Regions from separate parts of the Mus musculus genome. Here region 2 is linked to region 1. A link is a loop called in an ENCODE intact Hi-C map of the cell type or tissue named here. Cell type or tissue: heart. All regions are shown on one strand. Each heading gives the region's core, and the rest is flanking DNA. Links, peaks and the distances in the headings are about the cores only.

Region 1 (11,116 bases), core at 3,117-11,116:
ACACGGAAAGCCAGAAGCCTGCTAGCTTAGGTGTCTTTCTCATTAAGTTACCAATGCAATCACCAGAGCCCTTCCCAAATTACCCCCACAACACGCCAAGTATCATCAATATCTGACTTTGGAGGTTAAGTTTCTTAATGAGTCTTTGGGAGTGAGCCCTAAAACATGACAGATGACACGTTCAAAGAGAGAGGCTCACAACCCCACCTCTATTTCTGGAGGAAAGCAGCCCGATTTCACCTGGCAGGAAGTGAGGTCAGGGAGACCGAGCGGGCATCTGCCTGCATCAGATAAAGGCTACCATTGTTTGTCCTGTGCCTATTGAGTCATGCTGGCCCTGGTGGGGCTACTTTTCTGCCATCACATCCTCCCTGGGCAAGGCTGGTCGGTGGTCAAACAGAGAAAGTCAATGGGCAACCTGGAGGAACGCACTGATGACTTACCTGAGCAGCAGCATCCTCATGAAACTGCCCCCAGATTCCAGCTGCTCAGATCCCCAGGGACAGGTTGCAGTGCCCTGTCCTCTCTGAGGCCAGTCCTGCCACCTTCCCTTTTAAGCAGAAGAGCAGCTGAGTAGCCTCCCCAAACAATCTTTTTCTGTACATGCTGACCAAATCTGTTTCTGTTGTTTATGTGCTGAAGGCCCCTTGGGTACAATAAATTCCCTGGTGGAGGAGCCATCAGAACCCTAAGGATGTCCACTTCAAGTCAGCCTGAGTGCCAATGGTCAGACGAGAAGGCCGGCTGGTCTAGGCTGGCTCCAGCCAGCTGTCACCTACTTGCTCTCTCAGCTCTTTGTGGCTCAATCATTCATCATTCCGACTAAAGGGATCTTGACAAAGGGCAAAGTGATACCTTCGATTCTACTAAAAGGGCAGCCACCCTGGCAGCTCATCCCAGCTCAGCGTCCCAGGGGAGGGATCAGGCCCAGGACCCACTCAAGTTCCTGGACAGAGCTCAGTGTCAAGTCTCTGGCTTCCTGGACTGAGCCAAATGCAAGGAAATACAGTTCATCTGAATCTTGAGCCTGGCGCCAAGCTCGTGCAGAGATGCAGGAGGGTCCTGGGACCAGCCAGGATTAGGTCTGACATCCCTGGCCTTTGCTTCGGCCTCATCTACTGGGAAAAGAAGTTACTTCACTGAGCTTCGATTTCCTCATCTGGCTATCCTCCGGAGAATTAAATCCTGCTCTGCTACAGACAACGGGCTCCAAATCTGACCTCAATCTTCCTCTGCCCACCTTGACCTCTTGATCTTTTGCTACTACCTCTCAAGTGCTGGATTGAGGTGTTGTACCACCATGTCTAATTTATGAGGTGCTAGTGATCAAGCCTAGGGCTCCCTCCCTGCATGCTGGGTGAGCACTCTACCAACTGAGCTACATCCAAGTCCATCTGCTTATACAGATGTTACATCTCACCTGACCACAAAGCCATCATGACCAGTATGGCCTATGAGCCCTGGGCTTGTGGCTTGATAGGTCAATGTGACAGGCCTTCCCTCTATGCATCCACCATGTGGCTTCCCTAAAAAGACTCTAGCAGGAGGCCAGCTTCCTTCCTCTAGGCCATCCACTTAAAGGTAAGAGGAGTCTGAGCCACTTCCTTTTTTGTTTTTTCTGAGGTTCCCAGCATATGAAAAAATATAGAAGGTTATAGTAATTATGATATCAGTGTTTAAACAGAAAAAAAAATACAAAGCACTTACTTGTTGGCAAAGTAATTGCAGAACTCAATATGTTTCTTGATAAACTTTGAGTGGTGCAGTCCTTGGCAGAAAACAAGCTTAAAGCCTCAACTTGTGTGTGTGTGGGGTGTGTGTGTGTGTGTGTGTATGGGTGTGCATGTGTGTGAGTACATACTCTTGTGTGTGGTGGGGACCTGTGTGCACATGTGCATATGACAGCCAAAGGTCAATATCAGGTCTTATTCTTCAGAAGGCACTCATTTTTTTTTTGACACAGGATCTCCCATAGATTAAGCTGTCATCAAACAATTTAGGCAAAAATGAAAACCAGGAAAAGATAGAGCATTTATGACCAAATAGTAATGTAGTAATGACAATGGCTAAATTAAAGTAGCAAGCAGAGAGGTGCCATTTTAAAAGCCTTCAGATACTGGCAATTTTTTTATTAAGTAACATTAAATTTTAGAGGGAATCACTGCTGTGTGAATTTTTCTTGGAAAGGCATACACAAAAATTGATCAATACAGCTTACCACATCGATCAACGATAACAAACCAAAGAAACAATTGCCCAGGAGTCTAGCGTGGTGAAGTAATGTGTTTCCCGAGCTTGCTCACAGGAGCTGCAGTGAGGGCTTACTCACCAGAGTGTGCGTGACCCCAAAATATCAGTGTTAAGAAAGTCTCATTGAAGCATGAATAATAGCCTTATAGCTAAGGTGATGGAGTCCCCTTAAGTTAACCTCCCACTCTATAAACTCCAGCATCTTCCGAGGCCATGTACAGCTGTGGCAGAATTACATACAAGAGTTTTGATGTGGTCACATCTTAAGCTTTATTGTGCACGCAGGATTTGAGTTAGTTATCACCAGGAAGAATTTCACCAAAATATACTGTGCTTAAATATGCCTAAAGTAAACGACTTGGGGTCAGTCTCTCCGAGTTTGAACCAACACTAGCTACTTGGTTGTATTGGACTGAACTACCTTTACCTCCTATGGATTACTATTCTGCTGGCTATGACAGTCACAAAGACCCCCACATTCCTTCTAGGAGGGAAGTCAACAGATGCCACCTTGGCCTCATCTGGTGATCACAGCTGCTCTAATTAAGACGGTAATGGCTGTTATACTTGGAGGACAGCATTCCACAACAACGGATCACACAAATACATTGTGGGTTTTCTCTAACTGTCCCCTGGTTAACAGGGTGGCTCCTGGTACCCAAGTGCTCATGTACTCTACGTACTCAGGTTGGCTTGTTCTGGGACTTCAGACTCACCTGACCACGACCTAGATCTTTCTAGTCCTTGTCTTTCTAGCAGCAAGTCATGAGGAAACGTGCTGGCTAGTGGTTACCAGTTGCAGGTACTCATCATCAGATTAGAACCTGTTAAAACTAGAGGTGCCAGGAACCTTATTTCATAGAGGGATGCTGACTTTGAGGCAATGGGACAAGCAGATTCCATCCAGTTGACCTGCGGCCAAACACATATGTGAAACACTGGCTTTTATATAAATCACCCCCCAAAATAAGGAAGAAATAGAGGGAGAGGGGAAGAAGGAGCACACAGCATCCTGAGAACATCCTAGTTCCTAGGGACTGTCAGTTTCCGTGGTGAAAATGTTGCCCCGATATCATGGTTAATTTCAGGGAATCAACGATTTAACAACTGTCTCTCTAATTCCTGAACACTTAACAATGGCTCCAGTGCACCCCTGATGTGAGCCCAGGCCTGAGTGCTTCTCTCATATCCCCACTCTTTTCTATCAGTTGTTCTAGAGTTTGACTTTAAAAAAAAATCAATTTCAGAATTTTACTATGTTCAGGTCCTATTTAATTATTACTCAAATAATTTTCTTCAAGAATCCTCCCTCCCTTCTCTCTTCTTTTTACTACCCTCCCCCACATGCATTCTTTTCCTCTATGGTAGGGGATGGAATCTAGGGTCTCTTCAATGTTGGCCAAGTGGGTGATAGCTAAAGACAGGTGATAAGGCTGCCATTGAAAACCAAATCACTCACAGCAAAGGGGAAGATAACATTGAAGTGGGCACTTTAAAACCAGAAGTGGTGGCACACCTGCAATCCCAGCATTTGGGAAGTAGAAGCAAGAAGGTCAGAAGTTCAAGGTCCATCTTTAGCTACATAATGCTTGATCTTGGTGTTTTATCACAACAATAGAAAAGTAACTATGTGTTGGAACTGATGACTCTGGGACCCTAGAGCCTATCTCTGTGAAACCATTTTAGGAACAGGACACACCTGTTCACATCATTCCCAAGGAGGAGGGAGTGAATCTGGGGTGAATATGCTAGCATTAGAAGCAGTTCCTACATGGCTCTGTGTTAGGGGTATAGGCCACCTGTGGCACCCTGAGGATTGGAGGATCCACAGGACACAACTCCAGCAAGCCTGCATTATTGTATTGGACCACCTTCTGTAACAATTTATCCTTGGTCATAGTTTGGGGATGGAATGTGATCAATAACAACAGTGAAGGCCTCAAACACAGAGACCGAGAAGAGAGATTCGAGTTGGGGTAACGAGAGGATAGCTAAGAAAAGGTAGTGGTGCTTCTTCCAGAGCTAAGTATACGCCTGCCCTGCAACTCTAAAGCACACTCTCAGGGATGCAAGACAGCAACGCCCAACCCTGCTGACACAGTGCATTTTCTGTGGCTATAATATATTACCTGAAATTGGGTAACCAATAAAGGCTGGATATGTGTCTGGCTTATAGTTCTGAAGGCTTGGAGGTCTAAGATCATGGCACTATTTGTGGAGGGCTTTCTTGCTGTATCTTATCATGGTAGAAGGAAGATCAGAGCTAGGAGAATAACCAGAAAAGATCTTGCCTCCAACAACATAGAAGGCAAGGACAGACACTCACGGTTGTCCAGTGACCTCTACTTTGCTTTTATAACTAAGTCATTCCTCAGTAACTTACTGGTCCATTACTCCACAAATCCATCAACAGATCGATCTATTCAAAAGCCAGCACCCTCCTGACCCAGTGACCTCTAAATGCCATCAACATATGACATTAGAGATTAGGTCACTACACACAAATGCTTGGGAATAAATATTCAAGCCATAGCAAACAGGTTGTAGCATAAAGCTAGGTGGCAGAGCAATTGTCCTGCATGAGTAAGGCCGCAGGCTCAAAGGTCAACAGCCCGAGGAGAGGACAACAAGGAGGTGTGGCAGCATAGAAACAAAACAGATTTCCCAGCACCCCTGTTTTCCATAGTCCCTAGAGAAAAATCAATAACAGTGCTCATGAATAGGAAAATGGATAAATCAATCATGGAATACTACACAGGAAATAAAAAAGAACCATGACTAAATTAAAATGACAGAAAATTAATTTCAGACATACCATTAAGAAACCAGACACCAGTGAGTAGGTGCTGTGTGGTCCCATTTATGTAAATCAAACTAATCTATAGCCTCAGGAATAAGAATACCTGGGTGTTCGTCACAGGCGGCCAGGGAGACTTTCAGGGTTTTAGTGCTGCTTTTTGTTTTGTTCCAGTTGTTATAAAATGGCTTTCACCTTGGAAATATTTGCCCGGTGTACACACAAGATTTCTGCACTTTCCTACCGATGTTACATTCCTTAGGAAGTGTGTGTGTGTGTGTGTGTGTGTGTGTGTGTGTGTGCTTGTTCACTGTCTGTATGGATGTGTTCAAGCCATGGTACACGTGTGGAGGTCAGAAGACAACCATAAGTGGCTGTCCTTGCCTTCTATGTTGTTTGAGGCAAGGTCTTTCCTGGTTATTTTCCTAGCTCTACTTCGCATCTTTGCACAGAAACTCTGGGGTTACAAACGCGTGTTACCATATGTGGCTTTATGTGAGTTCTGGGGTTCAGAACTTAGGTTCTCATGTTTGCACAGTGATCACTTTACCCCAGAGTCACCTCCCAAGCCCCCAGATGTTACATTTCAACATCAACCTCAATAACTGTAACTCTAAAAATCCAGTGTACTAGTGAATGAAGAGAATGAAAGACAGAAGACATTCACAACCCAGTAAGACTTAATAATTGTTTTTTGGTTCTTCAAGACAGGGTTTCTCTGTGTAGCCCTGGCTGTCCTGGAACTCACTCTGTAGACCAGGCTGGCCTCGAACTCAGAAATCCGCCTGCCTCTGCCTCCATGATTTAATAATTAAAAAGTACAAAATACTAGACAATACAAACGTTGCAAGAACACAAAGAAAAGACACATTAAGTACATTAATGTGGGGGCAGAAAATCAGACTAGGAATTGTGGTAAAAGCAAACTGCTGCTTTTGATAAAATGAGAGCGGGGCTTTGTATGACCAGTTGGGGTCATTTAGAAAATTTAAGAACACAAACGAGGAAGCACAAGAGGAAGAAGAGAAGTTAAGAGGCTATGGAGGAAGAGAAAGAGGAGGAGGGAGAGTGGGAGGGGAGGAGAGGGGAGGAGGAGACAGACTTTGGAAAACTAGACAACTCTCTGAGAGTTTCAGCACTGCCCATGGGGCCATGCTTAGGCTTTGACCCCTGGAGTCCCCCAAGCACTGTTCCATGGGCCTTACACACTTGTCCTTATACACCTAGAGGTAGCAAGCAGATCAAATCCTGACAGACAAAAGCTCTTAATAGAATCTGGGACCTGCAAAGGTGGTAGCTGAGATCTTAGTGGAGCTTGGCAAGAAGGGAATTTGACATGGGACAAACAGGTGATCTAGGCATTCTTATGAACTGAGAAATGGGAAGAGAGACAGGCAAAGAGGTTTAAGAGACAAAGAAAGTGGTAGAGATAGAGAAATGGCCCTGTCAAGGTGGGCATGAGGGTAGCTCACTGACAGGCATCTGAGGGCTCTATTCAGACTTCAGCCCACATCCTCCAGGAAGCCCCCCACACCCAAGTACCCTAAACACTACATTCTCATTTCCCATATACTGTTACACCAGTAGTTCTCAACCTTCCTAATGCTGTGACCCTTTAATACAGTTCTTTATGTTGTAGTGACCCCAACCATAAAATTATTTTCGTTGTTTACTCCTTCCTCTACCCTGGTTTTGTATCAGGTGTGTGTGGACTTCTATCACTTCTCGTCAGGGGCATCAGCACCCCACACACTAAAAACCCTTGCTAATACCATACACATTTTTAGCAAAGGGAAGATTAGACCAACAAATGGGAGGGGAAAGGAGATTCATATTAGAGATAGTCTGATGCAGGCTCCAAACATAGCCTGTGACTCTTTGGCAGGCACCTCCGGGGTCTCATCCTGAGAATAGGTACTGGGGTCCATTTCACCCAGTGAGGAGAGGCCCAATTACTGAAGAAACAGAGCAGAGTCCTTGTTAAATGCCGTGGTACTATGCCATTTTACAAAAAGGAAGTGAAGGCCTGTGGCTCTGGGTATTCTGGGGGCGGGGAGGGGGGAGTGGGGGAAGAGGACCATACCAACCTGATGAAGTTAACATCCGTCTCTAACAGACCTTGCTAACCACTCAGATGCCTTATTGGGTCCAAGTCTACTGGGCCCCAAACGCAAAGGCACTCTCCCGACTGATGTCAATTATTGTACAGCATGCAACCAACCCAGTGGAAATGTTAGCTCTCACAGACATTTAATTTAAAACCTTAACGATTAGCTTAGTTTCTTTTAGTGGTATCTCCAACATCTCTATAGGTTCTTGGAAAGCTTCACAGATCCAGGTCATAGCGGGGTATGAAGCCCGGGGCAGTTCACTGAACCCAGTGCCAGCAAGCAGGTGACTGGACCGCCCCTGGCCCTCGTGCGGGAGGGCGGGAGCAGGCAGCGCCTATTGCGCACGCGCAGCGGACGGGTTTGCGCATCGGGCTTGCGCGTTGCCGCTCTGCTGGAGGGAATGGGGCGGCGGCGGGCACGCGCCTGAGGCGGCGTTGCTGACCCTCCCCGAGCAGTGGGGACCACTCCTTCCCACCACTCCGAGTCCTCTCAGGGGCCCTGTCCGCAGGCCTAGTCCCTGGGCATTCCAGGTGCCCTGACAGCACACGGCCTGACGCGCCGTCCTTCCCCTGAGAGATCCACGGGCGCGCACTCGCGCGCGGGCCGCGGACGTGAGGGCGGCGAACGGCGGAGCCGCGGCGCCGAGGAGGGCCGTGCTCGTGCCCGGCTCGTTTCGAGGCGCGCGCGCGCTCCCGCCGCAGCCCGGGCCGCGCCCGCCCCGCCTCTCAGCACCGGCCCCGGAGCCCGGTCCGCGAGCGGCGGCGGCGGCGGCGGCCGGAGGGACCATGAGCGGCGCGGCGCGAGCGGGCCCGGCCCGGCTCGCGGCGCTGGCCCTGCTGACTTGCAGCCTGTGGCCGACGCGAGCGGACAACGCGAGCCAGGAGTACTACACGGCGCTCATCAACGTGACGGTGCAGGAGCCCGGCCGCGGCACCCCGCTCACGTTCCGCATCGACCGCGGGCGCTACGGGCTCGACTCACCCAAGGCCGAGGTCCGCGGCCAGGTGCTGGCACCGCTGCCCATCCACGGAGGTGAGGCCGGAGCCGAAGCCCGAAGCCGGGCGGGGGTCGCGGGGGCGGCGTGGCCGGGGGTCTGCGCGCCGTTCGGCCGCCGGCCCAGGGGGCTCGAGGTCCTCGCGCTGTGGAGCCTGGCCTGCTCCCCGCTGAGGAAAGAGGCTCCAGAAACCCTGCTGCATTTCACCCTAAAACTAAAAGAGAGCGAGACTTAGAACGTCCTCCTCTTTTTCATTTAGTTAGCTTGTTTACTGGAGGGCACTGGAATGCGAGTTTTCAGGGACAGTTGAGACAAAGGAGGTGGTGCAGGGGCGCAGAACTAGTTCATGGTGGACGAGATGCTTAACCTGTTTTTTGGAATCGGTAGGTTTGTTCCTGAAATCCCACGGATTTAACACTGCAGTGAATCTCTAGGGATCAGAGCCCCCCCCCCCATCTACTCCCCCTCCCCCTCCCTCTCCCCCCAGTAGTGGCTAAGGGGAGAGGGTCCCTGTTGCTTTTGGTTTTCTCTGGCCCCGATAGTTGTGCTGTCATGAAACGCTAGAGATTTTCACATTATAAAGAATGTGAGAGTAGCTGAACTAGTAGCCAAGTCTTTGGTCACGGGTGCCCATCCAGAAGGAAAAAAGGTAAAATGATCAGGAATCGTCTTTGAAGCCATTTGATTTAGCCTTGGCGTTCCCTTTGTGTATGCTGGCTGTGAATTCTTAATGATTTGGTGTAAACTGGTATTTGTTAATTACTGGCCGTGTTTTAAAGGACATTTCTCCGTGGAGTGTGACATTTGGGGACTTTGGCAGGCTGGACTTCGGGGAGATGTCTCCCATCTTCTATATCCTCCCGTTCTCACCTTACAATGTTGAGAGGATTAAAAACCAAAATTGCTATTCGTGTTCAGATGACCTAATCTAGGCAATAGTGTTTGCTTTTATAGTCTAAAATATTAAAATATGCTCTCTGAGCTCGGTATTTGTATAACATATATTAAGCAGTTGTTGTTGAGGCATACTGGCTTGGGGCATAAGGTTTTACTGTTGTCTTTCTTCAACTTAGACTGGGCTCTTAAACGGTCATTTTTACACCAGTGTATTTCTTATTCCACTAGGTTAGAAGCAGTACTTAAGGTCCCTATTTGACCATAGGAACAGTTTTTTTTTCTTTGCTCCATTCAATAAATATTTGCTGCCTGCTCTGTGCCAGTCACTGTGGTTGGGACATGTAATGTTGCCAAACTATGGCAGTAACAATGCTACACTATTTTCTGGTGGGGAAAAGAACCGTGAGGGTCATGTGGAAGGGAAGGAAGAGGAAGAGAGAGGCAAGCTACTCTGCAGAAAGAGCTGTAAAGTGTTATGAAATCTGTGGTTTGCTCTTGGGGCTTGGTTCTCCCCAGGCAACCCAGACCACCATCCTCACTTAAGATGCTGTACTCCAAAGTGTTTTGAGTGCCACTATCTGTTGCTTGTCTTCACCCCCAAATTAAGTCCCCTTTTGGATAGTGCTTGTATGAGTCCAGCAGAAAGGTTTGGGGAGCTAAAAGTCAGTTATCTTAACCTGTCACTGGTTGAAGGCTGCATATTAGACCTCTGCTGCAAATACACACTGTTTGATACTGGTAAAATAATTTGGTCTGGTGGCTTCATTTCTTATTTTTAAAAAATTAACTGATGGAGAACTCACCTCTCCTGTGAAGAAGTGGTGTCATTATTGTGTCCTTAAAAAAATATTACTTATTTTATGTATGGATGTTTTGTTGGATGTATGTATACCATGTAGAGCCCACGGAGACCAGAAGAGGCTGGAATTGGAGTTACACAGCCATCTTGTGGGTGCTGACAACCAAGCCCATGTCCTCTGCAAAAGCAGCAACCACTCTTAACTGCTGAGCCATCTCGCCAGCTCATACCACATGAGAATTGTGTCAGGATTTCTCAGGATGTCAATGGTGGGACCCTGTAGGGGTCAAGTTTTGGACAAATGGCCTTTACCCATGTGGTCTTTCAGTCCAGCAAGTGCTGATTGAAACCCACTTTGCCAAGCACCATTAAAATTGCTGACAGAAAGGAAAGGCAGTAGCCTGGAGTAGAGCTGTTGGAGGAGTCTTTCTGAAGCTCCCATTCGGAGGGGCTCTCTCCCCAGGACATCTGCCTATAAATGTTTCTACACCCGTGGGTTTATAAGAACTCCAAGGTGACATTCTGCTCGTGTGTAAGAAACTCAAGAATGTATTTTAAAAAGAAGACTGTGGTAGAAGTCTGGTAAAATTCTTTGTGTTTAAGAAGCTAGGTGGGGTAGCAGACACCTGTCATCCCAGCAGTGGAATTGCTGGAGGATTGGTTCTCCACAGTGCATCCCAGGACAGCCTGGCCTATGGTGTGAGACCCTCTTCCCCAAAACAAAAAACAATAATACCTATTTGAAAAGACACAAGAAATTTAGAGTTTTCATAATGAAATTCTATATGTATGGCTTGATCTGTGAAGTTAGAAACCCTTGTTGATTTTACAGTGCTCTTCTCAGGTCAGTATGAGTTGCACAGCTAGGCATGTGTGAATTACTGAGTCTTACTTGACCTATCTTTATAACGGTCTGATTGACTCTATTTTCCCTTAAAGGGTTGTTATTTTAAAAGTACACTTTGAAAAGTGCTACCATTCTACTTTGTGAAAATGCTTCCTAACCAAGTATACTTTGAAACAAATATTTTTCATTAAACAGAATATATCACTGAGTGGAGATGCTCTTTGTTCTGGACTAACATTTATATGTTACCTGATACAAATGTTCATTTTTAGAAAGGGAGTTTTGAAGGGGTGTGTTGTAAGTTTCTGAACAGATCATAGCTGCTTTCTGGCTGCTTGCTGCAATGATCAACTTTGAATTAGGAACACCCTAATCCCTTTGCAGAGCAGACCTAGCTAGTGTGTGGCACAGACATTGTAAA
Region 2 (8,000 bases), core at 1-8,000, 85 kb after region 1:
TGGCCCACAATGTGTTCAAGGATCATCTATGTTGTGTCATGTAGTAATACTTTATTTCTGTAGTAGTATGGTTTATTTTTGTATGCTATTTTTGCAAGTTTGCTGAATTTAACTAACCTTTAGAATTCTTTAGGATTTTCTATGTACACGATCATGTCATTTGAGTCTAGGGGTCTTTTATGTCTCCTTATAGTCTGTTTTACTTTCTTGCTTGTTCATCCTTAGGTAGACAGTGACTATAAAAGATATAAACTAACTTCCATGTTTTATTACAATCTCCATGGTAGAAGGGAGAATTCAGTTGGTCAGCAGTGAGTGGGAAGTCGCTATAGGATTTTCTTACTCTCCATCAACTTGAGAAAGTAATCTGTCCGTAGGTTACGAGATGCTTTTACCCCGAAACTTTTAGATGGTGTCACGTTTCCCTGTACCTATTACACTGATCTTGTGGCATTTTGTCCCATATTAACATAGTATATATTGATTTTTTTTTTTTGAGACAGGATTTGGCAATGCAGTTCAGAATGACCTCAGACCTACAATTCTCTCAAGGTCTGTTGCAGCCAAGGCAAATCCCAGTGATTACACTTTTTCCATGCTCTGAACCAGCCTCACATTCCTAGGGTAATCTCACTCACAGAGTGTGTCGTTGCAGTGTGCTAGGACTGTCAGACGACTTCTTTAGTTTGTAAGATAAGCTTGGCTCTTTGCTCCGCTTTGGCATCGTTGTAAACGCTGATCTCACCAGCTCTGCCCTCTGTGTTAGGAAGAGTACAAGGGCCGATGGTCCTTCAGATGCTGAGAACCCACATGGTCCAGGCTCCTCTTCCTAGGAAGTTTCGGGTTTCTCTAGTGTGCTCCTGCACTTGTTAGGGTTCCTGCAATTGTTGGGGCTCACTTGCTCACCCCTCAACCTCTCATCCTCTCTCATGGCTCTGGTGGTCCTGGCACTGTGAACTTGACCAGGCTGAACCCACACCTGCCGCCTCCAAATGCTCCACTACAGATGTGCACCACCTGCCACACACAGCTGGCTGTTTTCCTCTCTAAAGTGAAAGATTAGGTTATTGATCTGAGGTCTTTGGGGAGTTTTTGGTATTTTGGGGGTTTTGTTGTTGTTTTATCTGGGAACAGTCTGTATGTGCCAGGCTGGACTGGAACTCATAAGCTCAGTGAACCTTACACTCAGTATCCTCAGTAGGCAGGTTTTGCATGCTTGGCTTCTTTTTAAAGTATAGGTGCTTATAGCCAAAAGTCTCCCTCTGAGTTCTGTCTCTTCTAGCCATACTTCTTTCTATTTACTGATTTCTTCTTCCCCCTGTGATTTCTTCAACACACTGATTATTTGGCAGTTATAGTCTTTAAACCCTATGTATTTATAGATTTTTTTTCCCAGTCTGTTACAAATTTCCAATTTTGTTTTAAATTCTTCCAGATACCTTGGTTGGTTGGTTGAAATAGGTGGAGAGCTTTCGTGCCTTTTACCCTGTTTACTGTACCAAAGCTTCATTACTAGCCCATCAGTCGCAGAGGGCGCTCAGCGCGCACCTGGGAGGATGCTGCTGTTGCTAGGCACAGTGCTGTGTGAGTGTCTGCTGTGTCGAATTGGTTAATGTGTTCAGTTCTCTTTTCCTTGCTTCTCTTCTGTCCCTTCTGCCCGTCATAGACTGTGAGCACTGACTCTTCACCGACTGTTGTTAAAATCCTCTGCTTCTCCCTATGTGTAGGTTTTACACACATAGGCTTGCATATTGGGTCATGCCATGCACATGGAATCAGAGAAATGTTTAAGCCACAGTTTGCTCTTTGCATTCCTACACACTGAGCTTCACTGGTTGGGGACCCTTAGTGGCACAGCTGTCAGCTGACCTTTGATAGCTTCCTCAGTATAGTTTGGTGAATTAGTAGCATGGTCCCTGCCACCTCATCTTATTCCAGTGGAATCAAAGTGATTCTGCCTCCGCTGTTCCCTCTCATTTGTGATCAGCTGTTGCTTTCAAAATAGTCATCAGAAAATGGAGGAACTCAAACAGCAGTGTTGCTGTTTCTGCTTGTTTAATGTAGCTCCTCTCTCCACAGAGTCTCCGTCTTTAGCATCACATACTGCTTCTCTAAAAATTAGTACTATTAAATATTTTTGCAAGAAATAAAGCATAATTTTTGGCAAGAACTAAAAGATAAAAAGGAATAAAGTTATAGGTTACGACTGGAAGTGTAGGTCATCAGTAACTGAGATAAGAATGTGGTATTTTGTATCTTAGATATTTAACTGTTTTCGTGTTCTAATTGTGATCTCAGTAACCAAGAAAGTGTGTGTGTGTGTGTGTGTGTGTGTGTGTGTGTTGTGTATTAAAATGTGTTTTTTGTTCCTTTGGGCCCAATACAGAATTAGCATCAAAATAAAATTGTTTATTTTTTATTAGTCAGGATATGCATAGTTAATATATAAAATTGAATAATTTTTTCACGTAGTATTTTAAAACTTAGAATGTGACCATGTTTAGGCTGATGTGGGTATTTCAGCTCTAAATCCTTGGGGAAGAACATACAGTTGTTTTCACTTTAGGGTTTTGTTTTTTGTTTTTTAAACCAAAAATAAATGTTTTAAAGACTACTTTGTGTCACAGAAGCTCTGGCATCAGTGGATTCAGAGTTGGGAGGTGTGTCTAAAGAGGAACTTGCAGAGTCTCCTGGTCCTGTGTCAGGCCAAAGGCAGCTGCAGCCACTAAGCCTGAGCAAGCCTCATTTCCCTTTGGCCAGCAACTTTCGAGCTTTAGACTTTTTAAATAGCAGAGAAAAGATTCCCAAGTGCCCTTCCCTGTTTTCCTTTGCAGTTGTTTGGTTTTACTATAGTAAATTCCTTATCCAGAGTTTAAGAATTGGACTTAACAGCAGCAGACAACTCAGAAACTGAGCCTTGACTGCCTTCTCACTCGCTCTGCTTATGTTGGGTGTGAATGTGCTGCAGCCCGGCTTGGGTCGGGGACAAGCAGCAGAAGCCTGTGGCACTAGGTTCCTGTCCAGGCAAAGTAAACTGAGCCTGCACCATCTCAGCGTTTTCCCTGCGCCACAGCTAAAGCTGGCCTGTGACCCAGTGTCCACTTTATGTTGATTTGATCTGCATTAGAATGTGCAGCAGGCAAGCATGAGACCCTGCCTGACTCACTGAGCTTCCTGCAGCCCCAGACTCCTCACCAATGTATATAGGCTACTGTAGCAGCATATAGGACTTGGGAGATTTGAAAAATTGTGTTAGTGAAGGTGCCTGGCTCAGTAGTTTCTGCAGATTTCCTTCCTTTATTTAAAAAAAAAAAAAAAAAAAAAAAAGCTGATCCTGCAAAGCCTTTCCTGGTATTGAAAAGGGGAAAGCCTTGTCAGGCATATTCAGCCTAAGAAAGTCTCTGGGCCACTAAGGTCTAACAGCTCATCTTCATTTCCTTCCTGTTCACAAAGTGAACACTGGGTAGGCCGAGCTGTGTTCACCACGAAGGTACAAAAGGTCACTCTATCGGGGAGAACTCACAGCCAATGCTTAGAATCTTAGAAAGGCTCACTCTTGCCTCCCACTGCTTTATATGAGGAAAGCTTTCTGTGGAAATCCGTGCTGCTTTTCTCCCCCGAGCAGGAACCACGAAGCCTAAGACACAGTGACGCAACAGCCTTCTGACTTACGATCATGAACCTTCTGTCACCTGACCTGGAAGTAGGGCCTGGACCAGTATCCAAGCCTTTAAAAAAAATGAGAATCAGCAGATATTGAACATTACTTTGTCTTTTAAAAGAAGATTCAAGATAATAGATTTGTAAACAACTGTTGAGTCTCAGAACACAGGTTTCCATAGTGAAGAGTTTGGGGGCTGTTTTTGTTGTTTTGAGCCAAGGCCTCCGGTAGTCCAAGTTAGCCTCAACTTTCGCATGTAGACAAGGGTGAGCTTGACCTCTTAAACTCCTTGTCCACTTCCTCCCAGGGATGGTGCTCAAACCCAGGGCTCCATGCATGCTAGTTCAGCACTTAGCAACAGATTGCGCTCCCCAGCCTTTCCTAACTAATTCTTAAGTTTTGTCAAATCTGAGTTATTTAGAGGGCTTATTGAATACCACTGAGCACAAGACTGTCTGCCTTCACTTTGCAATGTTTTTTTTTTTTTTAGTTTCATCAAAAGACGATAACAATGTTTGCATCTGCTTCATCTAACGACCCTGGAAAGCTGTTGAAATGCAATTAAATTTTGATTGTCTCAGAAGGTTACTAGGTCACTAGACTTACAGTGTAGAAACAGTTTTGGCTTAGGCTGAGTTAGGCACAGTGGGGTAGGCAACCAGCATTTGGGAAGCTGTGGTAGGAGGATCCTGGCTATATAGTGAAACCTCATCAAAAACAAATATTTACACATAAGGAAAATAATAACAAATGGAAAATCCAAGAGGAAATAGATAACAGAGAGGGTAATAGTGTGTAATTCTAAGTGATGATTAAAATACTAAAAATGTCTTACCACTTGTATGGTGCCCTTTTTATGGTAGACATCTGTGACCATGAGTCTAGAAAGGCTAGAAGCCAGTGCTCTAGGCCTTTCTCTCAAGAGCATCAAACTGAATTCAAGGAACTATAGACTGTCATGAATGGAGGACAAACGCACAGCCGAGTCAATCAAGCCCAAAGGCATTTCTTTAAAAAAGAAAATGAAATTAACGTCATTTCCTGATCAAGGAGACACCAACACCCAATACTAAGAATGAAGACATATCATGAATGCACACGTCAGAAACTGCAAAGAAACACAGGAGAAATGGTGAGATCCGGAGTTCTAGGGAGGGAGACGGAGAGCTGTTTGATGGCTTTAGAGCTCCAGGCTTGCAGACTGGAAAAGTCCTGGAAACTTCCTTCACCATGAAACATACATAAAAGTGCTCAAGATGTACAAACAGGTTTCTCAATGATAACGACACCAAATTCTGTTAGTACTTTGTACCGTGATTTTTTAACAGTAGCTGTGGGGGCTGGAGCAGCAGCTTACAGCACTGGCTATTCATCCTGAGGACCCGAGTTCAGTTCCCAGCAGCCATGTTAGGTGCCTCACAACTGCCTGGAACTCCAACTTCAGGAAGTCCAGTGGCCTCTCCGGCTTCTTTGGGCATCTGCACTTAATGTGGCATACTCTAATACGGACCCAAACGCATTAATAAAAATAAAACTTTTTTAAAGTAATGATAAAAATAACTGGAATTTTGTCAATAAATTCTGAAGATTAAATGTTGATCAATGTCTTTCGATTTAAAATTGATATGAGAAATAGGAAATTAAGTTCACCAACATCTAAATAATACATTGGACCCTTAAGTTAAAATCATTCTTCAAAGAAACCCCTAAGGTCAGAGTGGCTCTCAACCTTCCTAATGCTGCCACACTTCACTACAGCTCTCCACGCTGTGACCCCAACCATAGAATTGCTCCTTCCTAACTGCAATTGTGCCACTGTTAAGAATTGTAAATGTCTGTGTTTCCCAATGGCTTCTACTGGGGAGCTCTTTGTGATATTTAAGGGAGAGTAGGAAAGGGAAAAGCTTCCCAAGTATTTCTGTGATCCACATAGCATCAGGGCCAGTTGACCACAGCTGAAAGGAAAGAAAGGGGAGATAGGTTATTTAGCAAATATAGATGTGAATATTTGGTTTTGTTTTAATCTATCTGTCTGTCTGTCTGTCTATCTATCTATCTATCTATCTATCTATGGGTGTTTTGCCTGCATGCCTGGTGCCCAAGAGGACAGAAGGAGGCATTGGGTCCTCAGGTGGTTATGTGCTGCCCTGTGGGTGGGAAATAAAATCCAGTTCCTCTGGATGAGCAGCTGCCCCAGCTCCAAAGATCCGGGGGGTTTAAACAAAATATTAGTGGAAAGAGTCTTGATAGCATGTAAATAGGAAAACCTAAGAGTTTGTTTGTGTGTCTAAATCTGTACAGGTGCGTGTGCCTGTGTGTGTGCCTGTCTGCCTGTGCCTGTCTGTCTGGGTGTGCGTATGTCAGTATGTGTGACAATATGTGTATCTGAGTGTGTGGCTGTGTGTTTCTTCTGAAACAGGTTCTGTTGTTATCCCAGGCTTGCTTTGAATTTAGGACAGCCCTGTCTCAGCCTCCCAAGTGCTCAGATTACAGCTGTGTAGTACATACCTGACTCTGGCCATCTGTGGCTTTGTTTCTTTGAAAATGAGTACATTTGAAATAATTGACAGGAGCAGGGGGAGCGATTTTTCTTAATAATTATAGGAGAAAATGCTAAAATTTCCAAGATATTTCGTAAAGAAAATGACCCACAAAACCATGGCTTCCATTCCAAATGAATGTGTTGAATATACAGCAGGATTGAGGGAAAGAAGCGAACAGTGTACATCAGAAAGACAGTAGAGTGTTAGATCTGACACTTCCACTGTCTACTAGGCCTGACTGGAAAAGCCTGGCACCAAGTAGTTCACCGGGGTGAGTGACAAATAAGGAGGGTCCTAGGCAAAGTGTCCTCTCCTGCGTGAGACTTTCAGTCATTTCTTCCCACCATTGGTGCTCTTGCATCAAGAAATAAACAGTAACTGCTTTGCGCTGGACAATGGGGTGGTGTGTGTAGCAGCCCCGCCTCCAGAGCCAGTGTTTCCCTGAGCTTACATAGCACACAGCAATTTACTAAGGAAATGTCTATCACAGATGCCAGATCTTGACTATAGTGCATTTTTAAAATGACCACAAGCATAAGAACATGCTCCTTTCCAACTGTACGGAAGTAGGCCTACTGTGAGTCTCCTACCACACCGTCAGTAGCAATGTTAGCTACTATAGTAAGGCAAGAAAAAGAAATGAAAGGTATAAGTAAAAAGTAAGATGACTAAAACTACCACTGTCCACAGACAACCTAAGGAGAGAATCCTCGGCGCCTACAAACCAGCTCTTAAAATGAATACGCAAATTTAGCAGAATCAGTCACACATTGAGGTACCAAGCCAGGCCCAGTGGCATGAACCAGCTACCCAGGCTGAGGGAGGAGGGCCATCGGACCCAGAGCTCTGCACCCAGTCAGCAAGATCCTGTCTTATTTAAATAATATATCAACAGTAAGCAATTAAAAATGAAATTTTCAAAAAGATACTGCTTACAAGAGTATCAAGTAGACAGCCTGTGAAGGAATAAATCTGAAAGAGACGCAGGGCTTCTACACAGAGAGCTACTGTGCACTGCCGGGACATTCAAGGTGATGTAATAGAAGGATTGTCACAAGTTGGAGGAAGGACAAACTCAGTATTGTCTCATATTAATCTGCAGATCCCTGAAGTTTCTGTAAGATTCTAGGAGGCAAGTGTGAAGAGGCATAACTTGACAAACTTGATAATTTCTAGACGACAAGCAGAGGACTTACAGAGACTGCTAAGCCCATGCAATGCTGACCAGGAGCATCACGGGGTTAACTCCCGAACACTGCATCTAGGGACGCTTTGCAGCAAGAGACCAGCAGGGCCTGTGCAGGATGGCACCATGTCTGCTGTGTCTGCACAGGTGAAAAAGGAATCAAAATTCCTGCCATACTTGAAAATTTGGGCCCAAATGTGAAAGGCTACATGAACAACGAAACTTCCAGAAGGTAGAATTGAGTATCTTCAAAACTATGGGTTTTGGCTAAGAAGCAAAGAATTAATCATGACTTTAAAAGATACACAGGCCGAGGGCTGGAGAGATGGCTCAGCAGTAAAAAGCATTGCCTGCCCTTCCAGAGGTTCTGAGTTCAATTCCCACAGCCTTCAGTAGTGGGATCCAGTGCTCACTTCTGGTGTGTCTGAAGACAGCTACAGTGTCCTCATATAAATAAATCTCTCTAAACACTAAACACACACACACACACACACACACACCGAGCCAAGCAGGTAGTAAACAATTTACTATCAGCATTCAGAAAGCAGAGGCAGACAGATCTCTGTAAGTTTGATGCCAGCATGGTCTACATAGTAAAATTCCAGAGCAG

The links. A loop is a pair of places that touch in the nucleus more often than their neighbours do. Peaks named below come from ENCODE experiments on the same cell type or tissue, not always from the same donor. Only the 100,000 strongest peaks of a DNase experiment are listed, where the experiment ranks them.
Region 2: it touches region 1 in a loop (4-fold over the local background); 9 of 42 quality-filtered maps call a loop at or near these places.

Annotation. Positions count from the first base shown.
Region 1 is chr11:50,017,458-50,028,573 of GRCm38, forward strand. Rnf130 (ring finger protein 130) reads left to right here and starts at 7,874. Exons shown (of 9, transcript NM_021540.4): 1 at 7,874-8,190. The coding sequence starts at 7,944. In heart, for the core only: a CTCF peak has its summit at 7,482; DNase peaks (open chromatin) are centred at 7,544 and 9,494; H3K4me3 peaks cover 2,358 bases; H3K27ac peaks cover 1,735 bases; H3K27me3 peaks cover 1,798 bases.
Region 2 is chr11:50,105,557-50,113,556 of GRCm38, forward strand. It overlaps a transcript of Rnf130 not described here. Among named protein-coding and RNA genes, the nearest start is that of Tbc1d9b, 22 kb to the right of the region's middle. In heart, for the core only: no CTCF peak of the experiment used is centred there; a DNase peak (open chromatin) is centred at 3,525; H3K27ac peaks cover 348 bases.